Linked DNA regions of Homo sapiens: region 1 is linked to region 2. A link is a loop called in an ENCODE intact Hi-C map of the cell type or tissue named here. Cell type or tissue: endothelial cell of umbilical vein. All regions are shown on one strand.

Evidence for each region. Peaks named below come from ENCODE experiments on the same cell type or tissue, not always from the same donor. Only the 100,000 strongest peaks of a DNase experiment are listed, where the experiment ranks them.
Region 1: it touches region 2 in a loop (4-fold over the local background); 2 of 110 quality-filtered maps call a loop at or near these places.

Annotation. Positions count from the first base shown.
Region 1 is chr2:191,855,585-191,860,584 of GRCh38, reverse strand. The region is part of intron 1 of CAVIN2-AS1 (CAVIN2 and TMEFF2 antisense RNA 1); the gene reads right to left. Among named protein-coding and RNA genes, the nearest start is that of CAVIN2, 11 kb to the right of the region's middle. In endothelial cell of umbilical vein, no CTCF peak of the experiment used is centred here; DNase peaks (open chromatin) are centred at 2,954 and 3,924; H3K27ac peaks cover 2,840 bases.
Region 2 is chr2:191,973,573-191,978,572 of GRCh38, reverse strand. All of the region lies in intron 7 of TMEFF2 (transmembrane protein with EGF like and two follistatin like domains 2), which reads left to right. All of the region lies in intron 1 of CAVIN2-AS1 (CAVIN2 and TMEFF2 antisense RNA 1), which reads right to left. Among named protein-coding and RNA genes, the nearest start is that of CAVIN2, 130 kb to the right of the region's middle. In endothelial cell of umbilical vein, no CTCF peak of the experiment used is centred here; DNase peaks (open chromatin) are centred at 652 and 1,932; H3K27ac peaks cover 3,026 bases.

The sequences.
Region 1 (5,000 bases), 120 kb after region 2:
TACTACAGAAACTTTGCTAATATAATACAAAAAATACTACTTGATTCCTCTTTACACGGTGTAATAGTCACAAGTCCCTCAGTAAGAAAAGTGAATTAAGTGGACAATCCAATCACAAGATTGTTTTGAACTCAATATAGGATGCTAAACATATATCTGAACACAACCAACAGTTTATTTACATTTCTCACTGATTCCTCCGTTCTTATTTATTTAATTGACATTTACTCATTCATTCACTCATTCATGCACAAATATGTGTTTAAATACCTACTGTCATTTAAATGGGCTACAACAGTGGGTAGGCAGAATTATAAGGTGGCCTCCAGGATCCCCACCGCTGGTCTACCTGCCCTGTATAATCCTCACCCCTCGAGTATGGTGACACCTGTGAATATGATGAGATATCACTCCTCTGATTACGTTACATTAAGTAGCAAAGGTGAAGATATTTTGCAGATGTAATTAAGGTCTCTAATCAGTTGACTCTGAGTTAATGACAAGGAGATTATCCTGGGTGTGTTTGGCCTAATTAGGCAAACCCCTAAAAGAGGGTCTAGAGATAGGAGACTCTCCTGCTGGCCTTGAAGAAATAAACTGCCATGTTGTAAGAATGTCTCATGTCTAGACCCTTGGGTAGTCTCCAGGAACTGAGAGCACTCCCCCTCACCCTGGTTTACAGCCAGCAAGAAAAAAAGGATGTTAGTTCTACAGCCACAAGAAGTTGAAATGTGCCAACATCCTGAATGACCTCAAAAGAGGACTCCAAGTCTTAGATGAGACTGCAGCCTAGCCAATACCTTGATATCTGCCTGGTGAAATTTTGAGCTAACCCTAGTGAAACCCAGCAAATCTAACCCTGGACTCCTGACTCACAGAAACTGTGAGACAATAACTGTGCGTTGTTTTAAACTGCTAAGTTTATGGTAATTTGTTACAAATAATAGAAACATAATACAAACCATGAAAAATATAGACAAAGTCCCTGCCTTCCTGGAGCTTTAGATCTAGTGAGTGACACAGGCAAAGAGCAGCTCACAAACAGTATTATTTCAATTACACAGTGGTATGTGAAGAGTATGCAACAGGGTGCTCAGGGAGAGAAAGACTGAGGATGGCACCCCTATAAGGTAGGATGGTCAGGGAAGACTAGCTGAATAATGAGAGGGAAAAAAGCCAGCCATATGAGAATGAATAGGAAGAACTCCAGGCAGAGAAAACAGCAAGGGAGATGCCCTCAGCGGCACTGGCTATATCATTACAAAATTAACTCCAAGAACCACATGGAGACACTGATACATAAGCTCATTTATTCACTGAATGTTTAATTTAATATAAATGTATAACTGCCTAAAAAATATGTTTCAGTAGAGTGGGTCCCATTGGACATTAATCGGTTTAACTGCCGTTAGCGAAAGTTCTAATTATAGTAGCCTTTTAAATTTGGCTTTTCTTCAACCTTTGCCAGGTGGAAATGTGTCTTATAGGACTCACACTTAGCACATAATGGAAATTCAAAAAGACAGTTATTGAATTGAAATGAATGCTGCAACTTTATTTAAAGTTTCATGTTTGTTTGATTCTTTTAGGGTAGAATGTTGTCTCCTGTTAGGAGGACATAAAGATAAACAGCAATTAAATTGTACTCTATCCAAGACCTCTGATGTATAAGTCAAGATCTGAATGATGAAATATACAGCAGAAAGACTATATGAAGTGAATACATGCAAAATGAGGTAGCATAGGTAATTTTGGCTAGCTGACTAGTATTTATTGAGCTGTATGTAATAGGCACTCTGTGGTGTCATCAAATCCACAAAACATTAACACCACAATAGGTATTATTATTAGCACAGTTTTATTTAATAAGAAAAGTGAGGCTTCAAAAGATTAAGTAATTTTCTCAATATTATACAACTAGAATAATAAGCTGGAACTCGAATCTAGGTAACTGACTCTAAATCCCAGCCTGTGAACCACTAGCTGTAAGATGATTGCAATGACGACTAAAATGCACTGAGTTTTTAACCACACGAAAGGCATTAGACCAAGCACATTACATGTAGAACTAATTTAACCCTCAGACCAACCCCATGAAGTAGGTACTCTTAATGTTTCTCATTTTATAACTCATTTTATAGCTAAATCTCAGAGAGGTTAAGAGACTTGCACAAGGTCACTTAACCCTTGTAAGGCTTAGTCCCTTTATCCTAAAATGGGGCCTCAATACATGGACCTTTTCCCAGACAGTCTGGCACCACAGCCCACACTCAACCAGCACATGACACTGCTGCACTGGTATCAAACCTATGATCCAAAATAAAATAATACTTACTCCAAAACATACATAGCATATATTCTGTTCCTCATTACTCTGGTGTCAAGTTTACATAGCTAAACTATGTAACGTACATTTGGACATTTTAACGTCATCATTAATGTAATTCATTTTAGTTGCCTTTTTTCTTTTCCTCTGGACTGTCTAGTTATCTTCCATTGCTTGGCCAGTGGCCAGGGCTGGAGTAAGATGTTCTCTCCCGTCCCTACCCAAATCTCAAATTTGATTAGTAACTAAAATGTTATGCTCTGCAATTGAGGCTAAAAAAAATTAATTAAAATGAGTGCAAATTGCTTGTCTACATTATAACCTATTGTAATAAGTATTTTGTAAAAGTGGGGCTAATAAGACCAGGGGACTTCCTTGTTTTGTAAAAATAAGACCAAAGTGACTTCTAAATCCAAACAAAGTAGAGAATATTTCTCAAACTAAATAAGGTGACAAGGGTGTATCCTAAGGGCGGAATTACAGCTAACATATAGAAAGTTTGTATTTAATCAATTGTATTGTAACCTATCCAGGGCAACAAATGTGCACCAGAAGGGATATGGTCTGTGTGGAATCTAGAAAAGGAGATCCAAAAAGGAAACACCTGTCAGTGTTTATTCAGCTACGTCCTGGGAAGAGAGGACTCTGGGTCTACAACAGTGTTTTTCAAATTGTGGGTTGTGACTCATTAGTAGGTCATGAAATCAAATTATTGGATAGCAACTGACATTTTTAACAAGTAAAATGAAATAGATCAGAGTACACTGAATGAGGTAAGATTAAGTATTGTTTTGTGAAACTTCTGTTTCTATTATAAATATTTACATATTCATGTATGTCTGAGTGTGCATGTACTTTTTGATATGATAATGCATTTCACTCTGTGGATGAATAAATGAAAACCATTGGTAGACAAATCTTATTGAAGTTTTCTAAGCCAGGGGTTCTCAGACTTTGGGATTTCATGAAACCATAAATCAAATCACACTCCAAAAAAGGAAAAATTGGGACCTGATAGGGTCGCCAGTATTCTTATTCTGTAAAGTTAAAAGTAATTTAAAAAAAATTGTACTATAATGTCTTAAAATCAACATTTTGACATCAGTAATAACAATGACATAATCAAAAATAAAGCACATTCTTCTAAATTAAATACATTTAGTTTTATGGTAAGTCCACTGTATTGCCCTTATTTTTTTCATTTCTCTACAGATTCATGAAACCCCCCATGGCAAGGCATAATGTACCCAAAATATGAAAGATCAGTACATATAGTTACCCACAACTCAATAAAACATTTCTCGGGAATATCAATCTTCTTTTATGCCATCTTAGCATTTACTAGGCTTCCAAAATGGCCACTGTGCTTTGTTATACCAATTAGCTCTCTTTTTATTAATTAATACACAGATACTTGGATTCATATATTTCTCTCCTGTGAGTTTCAGTAGAGTGAGTTAATTTTCCCCAAATATTATCTAAGAATGAGCGGATAAGATTACATTTCTGGACCTACATACTGGAGATTTGGGTATTTTAGACCATGTGACTCTGGGAGGCAGAGTCAAAGATCAGCTCACAACAGTTCCTGCCATTATGAATACCAGTGTGATTAGCTCAAAAAGCTGACCCCAGAATTTCACATGGCGTTTCCCATGTTTTGAATGCTCTTCAAGAAAACCACCCGGTATCTCCTTGCTTCTGCCTGCTCCTGCATCCAGACTGCTTCCTCTTTCAGGATTTCTTTTAAACTTTTGTCATCTCGGCTTCTCCTTAATTCTTGCCTGGATCTGACCTTCTTCCTACCTGAACAATAGCTAAGCTTGAACAGACACTGTGAGGAACTCTCCTGACCACTTTGTTTTACTTCCATCTTCCAACTGCTATCAATATATTTGTGTCCAAAAAGAGCCTCCAGAACCTCATCAGTCATGTCCCTTACTATGACATGGTATATGACAGCCTGAAGCAGTTAGCTGGTCTCCCTTTATGATTTGATTTTATCGACAGCTTTTTAGGGATAACAGTGCCAGATCTGATTGTCAACAAGTTGCACCATTTCTAGCACATAAGAACCTGAGTGAGACAGCATTCATTCAGACTCCACTAATTCGTAACGAACTTTTGAAAATTAGAACCATATTGGACTTGAGTTTACCTCTGAACTATTTATATAAAGGGGGTCACTAAACAAATTAGCAGCATGAACAAAATTTAAAGAGCTTGATTAGCCATTTTGTTTCAAACATATTAACACATAAATTATATGCATTCCAAAGGATAGTCCGCATGAATCCAAATTTATCTATTCATTAAAAGAAGATTCCAATAGCACTTAAACTTAGAAATGTTTTTCTAGCAATTAGTTCAACTTACCACATATACTTGAAAATAATATAATTACATTGCATTTTTTGAAAGAAAGATCCTATAATTTAGATAATATTTTTCTCTAATTTAGATCAGGCTCCCTCCCATTTAAACTTAATTAGTTCAATCTTATGTCAGGGATATTTACACTCATTTACTCTACTGACATAACCCTCTCTCTGCCCTGATTCCTTTAAAGGTCAATCCCTGAACTGGAAAAACTCTATCTTCCCACGTTTTCATTTCTCTTACACCCTGCAGAGGAGTGAAATTAGCAGCGAGAGATGGACATGCCTAATCACCA
Region 2 (5,000 bases):
TTTAGTAAGCTTAAGGTATCAATGGGGAAGAAAAAGGAAAATTCAATAGTCAAAGGAAAGCAAGAAATCAGGGTGGTCTTCAGATAGATCAATATAATTGCTTTTTTTTTTTTAATAGGGCTGAATGCTTGGCAATTTTATTAGTGCTTCTCTTTGAAATGACTTTTCAATGAAAGAATTATTATCACCATTACAAAGATAAAGAAATTTAGGCTCAGAAAGATTAAGCAATTTTTCCAAGGCCACCCACCTATTTAAGAAGCTGAGAGTATGTATAAACTGAGATCCCTTTGACCACAAAGCTGGCCGATCGCTTTCCATTATACCGGCCTGCCTCTCGATAAATTGAGTAACAGGGAAAAGGTAGCAAGATGCATACTGGCTACATCCGAAACTATACAGTCTCTTGTGGCAGATATTAAAGGAACCCAAACAAATCCCTAATGAGGATTAAAAATATCGTATCAAAAGAACATGTTCAGGAAACTAAAAAAGGAAAAAAGAAGTAGAGAAAATTTTGTTGAGTTTCTGCTAAAAGTGCTGACATGTGGGGATATTTATGTTTTTCTGAACATCTGGTGGATATTAGTATGTTTTTATTCACAATCTTCTGTTATTAATGATAAAAGCTGAGTAATTATGATATACTGCCACAATGAATGAATACCATGCATTTTTTCCAGTGTATTACAGAATCTCATCATTCCATCAAACATAAAAACATAGTTATTTTTGAAAAGAGGAATATGGATATTATCTTATTATAACAAACTTGTTTCCATCAGAATAGATCACATTGAGTCAGCAACTCTGTTTCTAAGAGATGAGATACACTTCAAGTCATAAGATTTGTTGTTATTAATAAGTAATTCAAATTACAATTTTAATATTGCCTTTAGTTTGAGAAATGACCTAAACCTAATATATATTTATTTTGTCAAGACAAAAAATCCATTTCTAAGATTTCATGGAAGGAGAGATTATTTTATTAGCAACAGACACACCATGGCTTTTGTTTCCTTTGTAAATTGTCAAAATGAAGTGTATCTTTACTGACCCTGTAATCTTCTCCCTGGCTTCTGTCTAGAGCTCCTTCAACTATGCAAGCCTTTAAAAAAAATTCATTACTGAATACAATTGACTGTCTTCCACAAAATGCCAGCAATGACACACGCTCAGAGGCTAAAACAAGCCTGGCAGTGGGACTGCCCATAGGTGAGAGCATAGCAGGTGATGGTTAGTGGGTGCCGCCTTTGCAGCGGGACTGTACAATAGCTCCTATGGCATGGACCACACTCCTCAATCCATGCCCTCTAGCCTGCTCCAGGCACAACTAGTTCCCCCACAAGCCATGCTCTCTCTCCCGTCTAAGTTTTTTGTGTCTATTGGTCCAGCATGGAATACTCTTCTGCTTTTGTCTTTGGCTAATTCATGTTCATATTTCATGTATCGGCTTCAGATAGCCTTCCTCTGAGAATGAAAATAATATAACAGCCACTTTCATTTATTGAGCACTTACTATGTGCCAGGAACTTGGCTAAACAAAGACTTCACATTTAAAACTCTTTTACTCATGACACACATTAGTTTAAAATAGCTATAGTTTATTGAGTACTTACTGTGTGCCAGACAGGCATAAAGGTTAATAAGTTGCCCGTGGTCACAGATAGGAAAAAAGGAAAACAAACGAAAATAGGATTTGAACCAAGACATTCAAACTCCCAAGCCTGTGATCTTATTACTTCATAAGTGTGTATAGGTATCTGTTATTTCACCCGTTTTAAATGGAGGTCTTCACTCCCCACCTTCCACCCGGAGTCTGGGCCTAAGTCCTGTTGTGTCCAACATGGGCCTCCTATCTCTTCCCAGTCATCACATTGCATTGTATTTGCCTGTTTGCTTTTCAGACTCTTTCTTTCTAGATAAGGAAACAAAAGCCTTGAGGAATGAAGGAAATTGCCAAAAGACCATTAACAATAATAAATGACTAAGCCCTCTGTTCCACAGTCTGCACTTTTCTTTCTGCGGAATGACCCTTGTAATTGTAAGCCAGGGCATTTCTCCACAGATGGATATCCCATAAAAACAAAGCCAAAGTGACCTGAAAAGCACAGAGAAAATGTATGTCTATGTCCATTTCTTCCTTCTCAATGGTTCCTTTTTATTCGTTTGAAAATAAGAGTGTGAAGATGTGATTCTAATGACTAATAACAACTAAAACATTTATTAAGTGCTGATTATTTGCCAGCTCTTTTGCTGAGGGTTTTATATGGATCCTCTCATGTATTCCTCATAATAAACCTGTAAGGCAAATACTATGATTATCCCCATTTCACAGATAAGGAAATATCTACAGAGGAGTATTTGACTTGATTTGGGCCCCATAACTAATAGGCAGAGGCACTGGCTTTTAAACTCAATTTGACACAATTACTCTTTATTTGTATAAGAAGTGAGATTATTTTCAGTATTGCAAAAATTCACTGTCAATTACCAAACTATTTGACTTAGATAACATATCAATTATGTGTTGTGAGACAAACAGCAAACATACCTTATGTTCAGAATCCTTTAGAAAACACTGAGAAATATTTAGAGAATAAGAGAGAAATGAATATGCCTAAAGCTCTCCATGCTCATATTTTGCTCCTGGTTTCTTTGGAATGTCCTAGCTTGAAGAGATGATAAAGGGCTTGTATGGGTCCAATTCTGTGTTGTAGAAAGGCAGATGGGATCCTGAGGCTCTGTAAAACTGTTCCTCTGCTAGGCATACTTCATATTCTCTATATTAAACTCATCTTTAATTGGCATGGAAGATTCATTGTTCCAAATCTCAGATGAAGATCCCTATATTGGATGCAATTAAGCCTGGCAGCGCCCTCAAAAGACAGTCTTGTCACTGCTAGCCACAGCCAGGACACAGTAACAGTTCCTTCTAGTGACCCAAGACCAATAAAAAAATAAAACTACTAAAGAAGTTCTGACCTCCAAAGGCAATTAGCCCATTCCTGGTATTGCCAATTATGATAGAAAAAAATTGCCAAGCTCCTGGGACATGGAAATACACTCAGTAACATTTGAGAACTGGAGAAACTATTTTCCAAAATAGTATGAAGACATGAAGGTGATTTGTAGATATTTGAGTTTGGAGAAAGTTGAGGGAAATCAGATTACACATGTTTACTACAAGAGATTGTTAATAAGTAAAGAAAGGCTCTGATATAACAAATCTAAACAGACGAAGTGAGAATAAAATCTTAAATTCAAAAACTTGACCATCCCTTTTTAGGCAAAAAAAAAAAAAAAAGAAGAAAAAGAAAAAAATCACCTGATGACCTTCATTTTTCAATTATTAGAGTTATCTCTACTACCTAGAAATAATCACTGTCAAATTTTGGTGAATTTCCTTCTAGTTTTTTATATTTCCTATATATTTTTTTAATTAGCATCCTTCTCATTTTCTATGTCATCAAAATTCTTCATGATTTTTTTCTATTTAAATAACATTTTATCATTTTGTTGTAACATTATTTAACCATTACACTGTTGTGGAAAATTTAGGTAATTTCCCATTTTTTACCATTTTGGATGATGTTATAATTAATTAATCTCTTTGTAACCTGAGTCTTTGTGCTTGAGGCTCTTGATATATGAGCTACTACATTCCTCTTTGAAAGTCTCTACCATATTCTTTCCAATTGATGGTATCTTAAATTTTCTCTGCACCATTAACCACTGGCCAACTAACATAATAAGTGGACTTCCAAAAACTACAATTCTTCTCCAGATAGACTAAATGGTCTACTTACAATGACCCACACTGAACATTAACTTCCCTGATATTTTAGAGCAGCTTTTATAGACATGGCTGGAAATTAAGCTTACAATTAAAAAAAATAAAGAAACATAAAAAAGAATGCCATTTGCATAAACTAAGCAAACAGATCCAAAATATATACATAGTAAAAAGACCAGATGTAAATAAATAAAATTTTGATTTTGGCCTTCTTTAGGTTGTGAACTTTCAGTACTTTTGTTCTTTTCCTATCTATATTTTCTACTATTCTCAAATCAATGTGAATTGCTTTTATAGCAAAAAAGCCAATATACTTTATTTTTAAGAAAAAGATATATAGAACCAAGCAATTTAGTCCTCCAAAAAAAAACCACATTCTTCATATTGAATGATATACAGTATCCTATTACAGTAGTATGCGAAACACCTATAGTTATGACTGTACCTACAGACTCAACTGAAAGAAGAAGGCAATCATAGGAATCTCTCCAGGCCACACACACACACAAAAAAAATTCTGTCTCAATTATCTATAGCTTTCACACAAAATTGTTTTCTGATCTGGAATTATCCAGATGACTGACTCTTTCATTTTTCTTCTAACTCTACATGTAAAACTCTAAGACAATTATTTACCACTGAAAAATTGTGAAGAAAACACCAGATTAAAAATGAGAACACACAGAAAAATTGGGCATGAGTATGTAATAATTCTCCGTACTTTCTGGGTATTAGTCCATTCTCATTCTGCTAATAAGACATATCCAAGATTGGATAATTTATAAAGGAAAGGGGTTTAATTGACTCACAGATCTGAGCGCTGGGGAGGCCTCAGGAAACTTACAATCATGGTGGAAGGGAAAGTAGACACATCCTTCTTCACATGGTGACAGCAAGGAGAAGTGCAGAGTGAAGGTGGGGAAAAACACCTTATAAAACCATCAGATCTTTTGAAAACTCACTAACTATCATGAGAACAGCATAGAGGTAACTGCCCCCATGATTCAATTACCTCCCACCGGATCCCTCCTGTGACATGTGGGGATTATGGGAACTACAGTTCAAAATGAGATTTGAGTGGGGACACTGCCAAACCATGTCACTATCTTTGTTAACTTTTCTCTAAACCTAAATCTATTTTAAAGTAGATTTTTAGGAGACACACATGGCTTCTGGAGTTCTCTGCCTTTAGCCCTCTCATGAC